2 separate regions of the Homo sapiens genome follow, and region 2 is linked to region 1. Evidence: read pairs that join two places in POLR2A ChIA-PET (ENCODE). Cell type or tissue: GM12878. All regions are shown on one strand. Each heading gives the region's core, and the rest is flanking DNA. Links, peaks and the distances in the headings are about the cores only.

Region 1 (4,387 bases), core at 238-4,237:
ACCACCACAGCTCATTTGTATTCTTCAGAGCACACATGAAATCTCTGGCCTGACATATTTATTGTACGACAATATGTTTGTATCTGCTTATTGTTTGAGGCTCCCTCCCCCTCACTAGAATGTAAGCTCCATGTTGGTAGAGACCATTTCTACCTTGTCCAGCATAGTGTCTTCAGTGTCTAGTAGGCACTTAGCAATGATTTATTGTATCAGGCAGGCACAGTGGCTCACACCTGTAATCCCGGCACTTTGGGAGACCAAGGCAGGCTGATCACCTGAGGTCAGGAGTTCGAGACCAGCCTGGCCAAAATGACGAAACCCCATCTCTACTAAAAATACAAAATTTAGCTGGGCGTGGTGGTGGGCACCTGTAATTCCAGCTACTTGGGAGGCTGAGGCAGGGGAATCGCTTGAACCTGGGAGGTGGAGGTTGCAGTGAACTGAGATCGAACCACTGCACTCCAGCCTGCATGATGAGAGGGAGACTCCATCTCAAAAAATAAAAAACAGCCTTGATTCCTAGTCTCATGGAGATAATAGTCTAGACTCTGCTGTCCAATATGGTAGCCACTAGCCATATGTGACTATTTAAATGAATTAAAATTAAACAAAGAATTAGTTCCCCAGACATACCAGTCACATATCACCTGTTCAATAGGCACATGTGGTGTGGATAGACTACCTTCCCATCATGGCAGAATGCTCTTGTCTGGAGGGGCAGCTGACAAGTAACCTGGCCATTTATAATCCAACGTGCAGGTGTGGCTATAGGACTCGTTACCTCCCCAATGTGTCTGGATCTAGGAAAGAAACTGAAAAGAATAAAACAGCTGCTTTCTTTCTTCTTCTTCTTTTTTTTTTTGAGACAGAGTTTTGCTCTTGTTGCCCAGGCTGGAGCATGATGATGTGATCTCGGCTCATCACAACCTCCGCCTCCCGGGTTGAAGCGATTCTCTTGCCTCAGCCTCCTGAGTAGCTGGGATTACAGGCATGCGCCACCACACCCGGCTAATTTTGTATTTTTAGTAAAGATGGGGTCTCTCCATGTTGGTCAGGCTGGCCTTGAACTCCCGACTTCAGGTGATCCGCCTGCCTCAGCCTCCCAAAGTGTTGGGATTACAGGCATCAGCCACCGCACCCGGTCAGCTTTATTTATTTCTGAGTATGTGTACTTTAGTCCTTTTTATTCACCATCTCACTCTGTCTTTACACCTCATTTCCAGGTGAGGAAACTTAGGTTCAGAGAAGGAATGTGACTTGCCAAGCTTACACTGACAGTGGATAGTAAAGACCCTCCTGGCATTCCTGACTCAACAATTGTGTCCTTAACACAATGTAAAAAGTCTGGGAGATGATGATATAGGCAGCTAACAAGCCGAGTGCAGTGGTACACGTCTGTAATCCTAGCTACTTGGGATCAGTTAAGGCCAGGAGTTTGAGTGCAGCCTGGGCAACATAGTGAGACTCTGTAAGTCTGTAAGGCATTCTCTTGAAGTTTGTGGTTTTTTTTTTTTTTTTTTCCTGAGATAGAGTCTCACTCTGTTGCCCAGGCTGGAGTGCAGTGGCATGATCTCAGCTCACTGCAACCTCCGCCTCCCGGGCTCAAGCGACTCTCCTGCCTCAGCCTCCCAAGTAGCTGGGACCACAGGCGCCTGCCACCATGCCTGGCTAATTTTCGTATTTTTGGTAGAGACAAAGTTTCACCATGTTGACCAGGCTGGTCTTGAACTCCTGACCTCAAGTGATCTGCCTGCCTTGGCCTCCTAAAGTGCTGGGATTACAGGCATGAGCCACTATGCCCAGCCTTCTTTTTTTTTTTTTTTTTTTTTTTTGAGACAGAGTCTCACTCTGTTGCCCAGGCTGGAGTACAGTGGTACGATCTTGGCTCACTGAAGCCTCTGCCTCCTGGGCTCAAGTGATCCTCCCACCTCAGCCTCCCAAGTAGTTGGGACTACTGGCATGCGCCACAATGCTCAGCTATTGTTTTTATTTTTTGTAGAGATGGGAGTGGGGGGTGTCTCACGATGTTGCCCAGGCTAGTATTGAACTCCTGGGCTCAAGCGATCCACCTGCCTCAGCCTCCTGAAGTGTTGGAATTATAGGCGTGAGCCACAGCGCCCAGCTGAAGTTGCTTTCTATCGTACTCATTGCAACTCTAGGAGGCTGAAAGTTATCACCATCTCATTCACAGATGAGGAAACCAAGGTGCAGAAGGGAAATGATTTGTCCAAGGCCACCCAGAAGGGAAGGCACTTGTTTTTTCTGTTCTCTGCCTAGACAATGAGCACACTGGGCCTGGCTGGCTTCTTCGCTGTGACTCATATCCTCTTGGGGGACATGAAGACACACCAAGTCCATTCTCCCTCCTGCGAAGTTGGGGACCCGGCCAGGTTTCTCAGTTCGAGTTGCACCCTGGGGGCCAGGACCAGCAGACACGGTGGGCTGGCTCCCCACCTCTCTGGATGGCTCTGGTCCCTCTGTGGTCTAACTCCCAGAGGCCCAAGGTGAGCAAACTTGGTCTTGGGACCAAACCACCCACCTCAGAGTTTCAGGGCTGGCAGGACTGGCTCCCACCCCTGCCTTGTGTTTGCCTTTTGAACTTTTGTTGTGAGTTTATCTTTAAGGGGGAAAAATATCCCATAAACTTAAAAATAGGCAGGACTTAATTAATAGTACGCTTTGTTCTTCTGATCCTTATCTGGACAGGAAGACACAACCCTTTTCAGTTTTATGGGTCAAGGTGAAATTGCCTCTCGGGGCTCAAACACAGCTGCTGCACCTTCCCCTTTTGAACTCTGGTTCCCTTTGGTTTTTTCTCCCTTGGGGAGAAGGGTATTTCCCACTCCTTAGCCTCAGCACTTCATCAAGGTCTTTTCTATTTATCAGATTGCCAGCGGTACCTGTTATAATTATTTCTTCATACATAATTAATAGCTTCTGTGCACTGAGGACTTCTATGGGCCAGGCACGCTGTGAATGGCTCCTAACAGCCCCACATGGTAGGTCTTCTAATTATATCCATTGTACAAGTGAGACAACTGAGGCCCAGAGAGGAGAAACGACTTTCCAAGGGCCACACAGCTCTAAGAAGTGGAGCTAGGCTTTAAATCCAGGTCTCTATGCCCCAAACACCCACGACTATGATTTACTGATCACTTAGCTACGTGCTCAATGGTCCCACAATGCTAATTTTAAAAACCACATCCTGGACGGGCGTGGTGACACATGCCTGTAATCCCAGTACTTTGGGATGCTGAGGGGGGGGCAGATCACTTGAGGTCAGGGGTTCGAGACCAGCCTGGCCAACATGGTGAAACCTTGTCTCTACTAAAATACAAAAAGTAGCCAGGCGTGGTGGTGTATGCCTGTAGTCGCAGCTACTTGGGAGGCTGAGACAGGAGAATCACTTGAACTGAGGAGGCCAAGGTTGCAGTGAGATGAGATCACGCCACTGCACTCCAGCCTGGGTGACAGAGTGAGACACCATCTCCAAAAAAAAAAAAAAAAAAAACCAACTTTAATTTTTTGTTTATTTAAAATATGTTTTCTTATTTTTAACAGTCCTACAAGGTGGGCACAATTATTCTCTCCATCCCACAAATGAAGAAACTAAGGATCAAAGAGGTGAATTCATTTACCCAAAGTCACACAGTGACTAATGGCAGAGCTGTGATTTGCACCAAACTATGTTTGCTACATAGCCAGGCTCAAAGGAAAAGAAGTATATTAGATGCCAAAACATTGGATTCTGGCTGTTCATTGTGTGACTTTGGACAAATCCCTCAACTCTCTGAGCTTTAGCTTCTCATCTGCAAAAAAGGGAACATGACCTAGTTTTCCAACGTTTTGAGGTCATTAAGAGCATCGGATAAGTAGGAACCAATGATTATTGAGAAGCTGCTCTGTCAGGACCTGGGTTTATATGCCTTATATCAGTTTTGGATGAAATTTTGGTGAATTTTGGGCTGGGCGCAGTGGCTCATGCCTGTAATCTCAGCACTTTGAGAAGCCGAGGTGGGCGGATCACCTGAGGTCGGGAGTTCAAGACCAGTAAGACCAACATGGAGAAACCCCGTCTCTACTAAAAATACAAAATTACCTGGGCATGGTGGCGCATGCCTGTAATCCCAGCTACTAGGGACGCTGAGGCAGGAGAATCACTTGAACCCGGGAGGTGGAGGTTGCGGTGAGTTGAGATCGCGCCATTGCACTCCAGCCTGGGCAACAAGAGCGAAACTCTGTCTCAAAGCAAGAAAAAAAAAGAAAAAAGAAATTATGGCAAATTTTATCTTTAAAAAAGTCTCTTCTGGCCAGCATGGTAGCTCATGCCTGAAATCCCAATACTTGGGGAGACTGAGGTGGGCGGATCACTTGAGGTCTGGAGTTT
Region 2 (4,387 bases), core at 180-4,179, 240 kb before region 1:
GTCTGCCCTCTAAAGCTGACAATCTAGCTCGGCAGAAGGTTGAGAGGTGGGGGTAGGAACACAGAAATAAGTAATAGCTATCACTGTGCACACCCGCCCCCACGTGTCAGGCTTTCTACCTACATTGACACATTTAAGCTCACAACATCTCTGGAAGATCCAGTTATTAGCCCCATTTATGAATGAAGAAAGAAAGGCTCAGAGTAAAGCAGATTGCTCTAGGTCTTCCTAGCAGGAAGGGCTAGGGCCAAGGCTCAAACCTGGGTGGCTCAAGGTCTAAATCCAGTGTTCTAACCTGCACAGCTACGCTATTCAGCCTACCCCAGCTGGACCGCCCCCTCCCACTGCAAGGAAACCAACCCTGACACCCAGCCTTCTATGCCTTCTATGCAAACCTCTAGGTGCACTTCAGTCAGAAATCTTTTTTTTTTTTTTTGAGACGGAGTCTGGCTCTGTCGCCCAGGCTGGATCTTGGCTCACTGCAACCTCCACCTCCCAGGTTCAAGTGATTCTTGTGCTTCAGCCTCCCAGGTAGCTGGGATTATAGGTGCCCGCCACCACACCTGGCTAATTTTTTTTTAAGACGGTGTTTCACTCTTGTCGTCCAGGCTGGAGTGCAATGGCGTGATCTTGGCTCACTGCAACCTCTGCCTCCCAGGTCAAGAGATTCTCCTGCCTCAGCCTCCCAAGCAGTTGGGATTACAGATGTCTGCCACCACGTCTGGCTAATTTTTTTTTTTTTTTGTATTTTTAGTAGAGACGGGGTTTTACCATGTTGGCCAGGCTGGTCTAGAACTCCTGACCTCAGGTGATCCACCCGCCTCAGCCTCCCAAAGTGCTGGGATTACAGGTGTGAGTCACAGCGCCTGGCCTTTTTTTTTTTTTTTTTTTTTTTGACAGAGTCTCCTCTGTTGCCCAGGCTGGAGTGCAGTAGTGCAATCATGTCTCACTGCAAGCTCTGCCTCCTGGGTTCAAGCGATTCTCATGCCTCAGCTTCCCAAGTAGCTGGGATTACAGGTGTGTGTCAGCACACCCAGCTAATTTTTGTATTTTTAGTAGAGACGGGGTTTTGTCATGTTGGCCAGGCTGGTCTGAAACTCCTGACCTCAGGTGATCCGCCTGCCTTGGCCTCCCGAAGTGCTGGGATTACAGTCATGAGCCACTGCACCCAGCCTCTCTGGTGGTATCTTTTGGAAAGATATCTTTCTGGAAAACTCTTTCCATCCCAGCCCAAACTTGTCTCTGACTCACTCATTTATTTGAGGGTAGGTGACTTAGATGTCATATCCTACAGGAGGGCAGACTGACTGCCCCTCCAAAGCCAAATGCCATTTTGATCCTCTTCTATTGACCCTGTACCACCTCGATCAAGACAATTCTTTGTTTTTTTTTCTTTTATGGTCAAAAAATTTAAGACTAGTTCCAACTTGAAGTAGTTTTGTTTCAACAGATCAAGATAATTCCTTGTTTTTTTTTTTTTTGAGACAGAGTTTCACTCTTGTCACCCAGGCTGGAGTGCAATGGCACGATCTCTGCTCACTGCAACCTCCACCTCCCAGGTTCAAGCGATTCTCCTGCCTCAGCCTTCCAAGTAGCTGGGATTACAGGTGCCCACCATCACGCCCGGCTAATTTTTGTATTTTTAGTAGAGACAGGGTTTCACCATATTGGCCAGGCTGGTCTCGAACTCCTGACCTCAGGTGATCCACCTGCCTCGGCCTCCCAAAGTGCTGGGATTACAGGCATGAGCCATCGCACCTGGACTAGATCAAGACAATTCTAACAGTTAACAATTATTGAGCACTCATTTTGTGCCAGGCACTGTGCTAAGAGTGCAGTATCTCAGAGTGGTTAAACATGGAGGCTTTGGGGCCAGACTTCTAGATTTAAATTCTGGCTCTGGGTCAGGAACAGTGGCCGACACCTGTAATTCCAGAACTTTGAGAGGCTGAGGTGGGAGGATCGCTTAAACTCAGGAGTTTGAGATCAGCCTGAGCAACATAGTAAGACCCCGTCTCTAAAAAAAAAAAAATTAGCTGGATGAGGTGGTGTGCACTTGTAGTCCTAACTACTCAGGATGCTTGTTAGGTGCAGTGGCTCATGCTTGTAATCCCAGCACTTTGGGAGGCCGAGGCAGGTGAATCACTTGAGGTCAGGAGTTTGAGACCAGCCTGGCCAACGTGGTGAAGCCCCATCTCTACTAAAAAATTCACAAATTAGCCGCGTGTGGTGGCGCACGCCTGTAATCCCAGCTACTCGGGAGGCTGAGGCAGGAGAATTGCTTGAACCCAGGAGGTGGAGGTTGCAGTGAGCCAAGATTGTGCCACCACACTCCAGCTTGGGTGACAGAGCAAGACTCCATCTCAAAAAAAAAATTTGTTATACAAAGGAATGAATAAATGCATATTACATTATTACATTCCTATTGTAGAGAAGAGGAAGCATAGCTGGTGGCAAACCAGAGATTTGAACCCAGGAGTTCCTGATCCCTGTCTTGAACACTTTCTTTTTCTTTTTTTTTTAGAGATGGTGTCTTGCTATGTTGCCCAAGCTGGACTTGAACTCCTGGGCTTAACGGATCCTCTGGCCTCAGCCTCTCAAGTAGCTAGGACTACAAGCAAGCCCGGCTAGCTTAGACCCTTTGTATGGCCCCAGTGTGGGGCCTCATATACCCTTTGGCTGTGTTTGAGGACGTGTTTGACAGATTTGATGATCTTGATTGCACCCTGAAGTATAAAAACTTAGGCTACTCGAGAAAGATTTCATGCTAAATCAGGTAGTAAAGCTCTAGTAATATGATCCTAAGGTTTTGTCTTCATGAAACTGCATGACCTTAAGGCATCGGTTTCAGCTAACCTGCCCAAGGCCACACAGGCTGTAAGGGAACAAGATGTGAGCCCAGCCTTCTCACACTAGAGTCCCTGTTTGTTCTCCTACCCGGACTTTTTTGTTGCTGTTGTTGTTTTGAGACCAGAGTCTCGCTGTGTCGCCCAGGCTGGAGTGCAGTGGCATGATCTCAGTTCACTGCAAACTCCACCTCCTAGGTTCAAGAGATTCTCTTGCTTCAGCCTCCCATGTAGCTGGGACTACAGGCTTGCGCCACGACGCCGAATAATTTTTGTATTTTTAGTGGAGACGGCGTTTCACCATGTTGGCCAGGCTGGTCTCGAACTCCTGACCTCAAGTGACCCACCTGTCTCCGCCTCCCAAAGTGCTGGGATTACAGGCGTGAGCCACAGTGCCGGCCTTTTTTTTGTTTTGTTTTGAGATGGGAGTTCAACTCTTGTTGCCCAGATTGGAGTGCAATGGTGCAATCTCAGCTCACTGCAACCTCTGCCTCCTGGGTTCAAGCGATTCTCCTGCCTCAGCCTCCCAAGTAGCTGGGATTACAGGCATGTACCACCATGCCCGGCTCATTTTGTATTTTTAGTAGAGATGGGGTTTCACTATGTTGGTCAGGCTGGTCTCGAACTCCTGAACTCAGGTGATCCACTCACCTCGGACTCCCAAAGTGCTAGGATTACAGGCATGAGCCACTACATGCAGCCCCCAGGAGCTCTTGATCTGAGGCATAAAGATGCTTAGAGGGTTTCCAAATATATTTTATGGTCACCTATTCTCCCAACAATGTGTGCTATACTGTGTGTTTACACATAGGTGTGTCTTTAGAGGAAAGGGTTCAAAGCTTTCATTAGATTCTTTTTTTTTCTAATAAAGAAAAAAGCTTTGTTGCCCAGGCTGGTCTCAAACTCTCAAGCTCAAGCAATCTGTCCGCCTCGGCCTCTCAAAGTGTTGGGATTACAGCCATGAGCCACCACGCTGGTCCTCATTACATTCTCAAAGGGGCCTATTGAAAAAAAAAAAAAAAAAAAAAAAAAAGGCCGGGCACAGTGGCTCACGCCTGTAATCCCAGCACTTTGGGAGGCCGAGGAAGGCGGATCACAAGGTCAGGAGATGGAGACCATCCTGGCCAATATGGTGAAACCCTGTCTCTACCAAAGTACAAAAAAAAAAATTAGCCAGGCATGGTGGTGCGTGCCTGTAATCCCAGCTATTCAGGAGGCTGAGGCAGTAGAACTGCTTGAACCTGGGATGCAGAGGTTGCAGTGAGCCAAGATTGCACCGCTGCACTCCAGCCTAAGCAACAAGAGTCAAACTCCGTCTCAAAAAAAAAAAAAAAAAAAAAAAAAAAAAAGATGAGACTGTTGAGTCAGGATTAGGATCCAGGTCTGCTGGCACCAATTTCAGTGCTCTTTATACTTTCTGTTGCTATTCATTCATTCATCCATTCATTCAGCAAATTTATATCAAGTATCTGGTATGTGCCAGGTATGATTCCAAATTACACCATTCCCAGATTATTCTGAGAATGCTGCAGTGCCAAACT

What was found. Peaks named below come from ENCODE experiments on the same cell type or tissue, not always from the same donor. Only the 100,000 strongest peaks of a DNase experiment are listed, where the experiment ranks them.
Region 2: POLR2A ChIA-PET joins it to region 1 with 5 read pairs; 6 of 35 experiments call an interaction of 5 or more read pairs at or near these places.

The regions. Positions count from the first base shown.
Region 1 is chr12:120,675,583-120,679,969 of GRCh38, forward strand. It overlaps LOC105370029 (a long non-coding RNA gene), which reads right to left. Exons shown (of 3, transcript XR_945449.3): 3 at 594-812. It also overlaps a transcript of CABP1 not described here. Among named protein-coding and RNA genes, the nearest start is that of MLEC, 9.4 kb to the right of the region's middle. In GM12878, for the core only: no CTCF peak of the experiment used is centred there; DNase peaks (open chromatin) are centred at 2,379, 2,789 and 3,147; H3K27ac peaks cover 2,810 bases.
Region 2 is chr12:120,433,230-120,437,616 of GRCh38, forward strand. No RefSeq gene overlaps it. Among named protein-coding and RNA genes, the nearest start is that of COX6A1, 2.7 kb to the right of the region's middle. RefSeq lists a silencer at 263-463. In GM12878, for the core only: no CTCF peak of the experiment used is centred there; no DNase peak of the experiment used is centred there.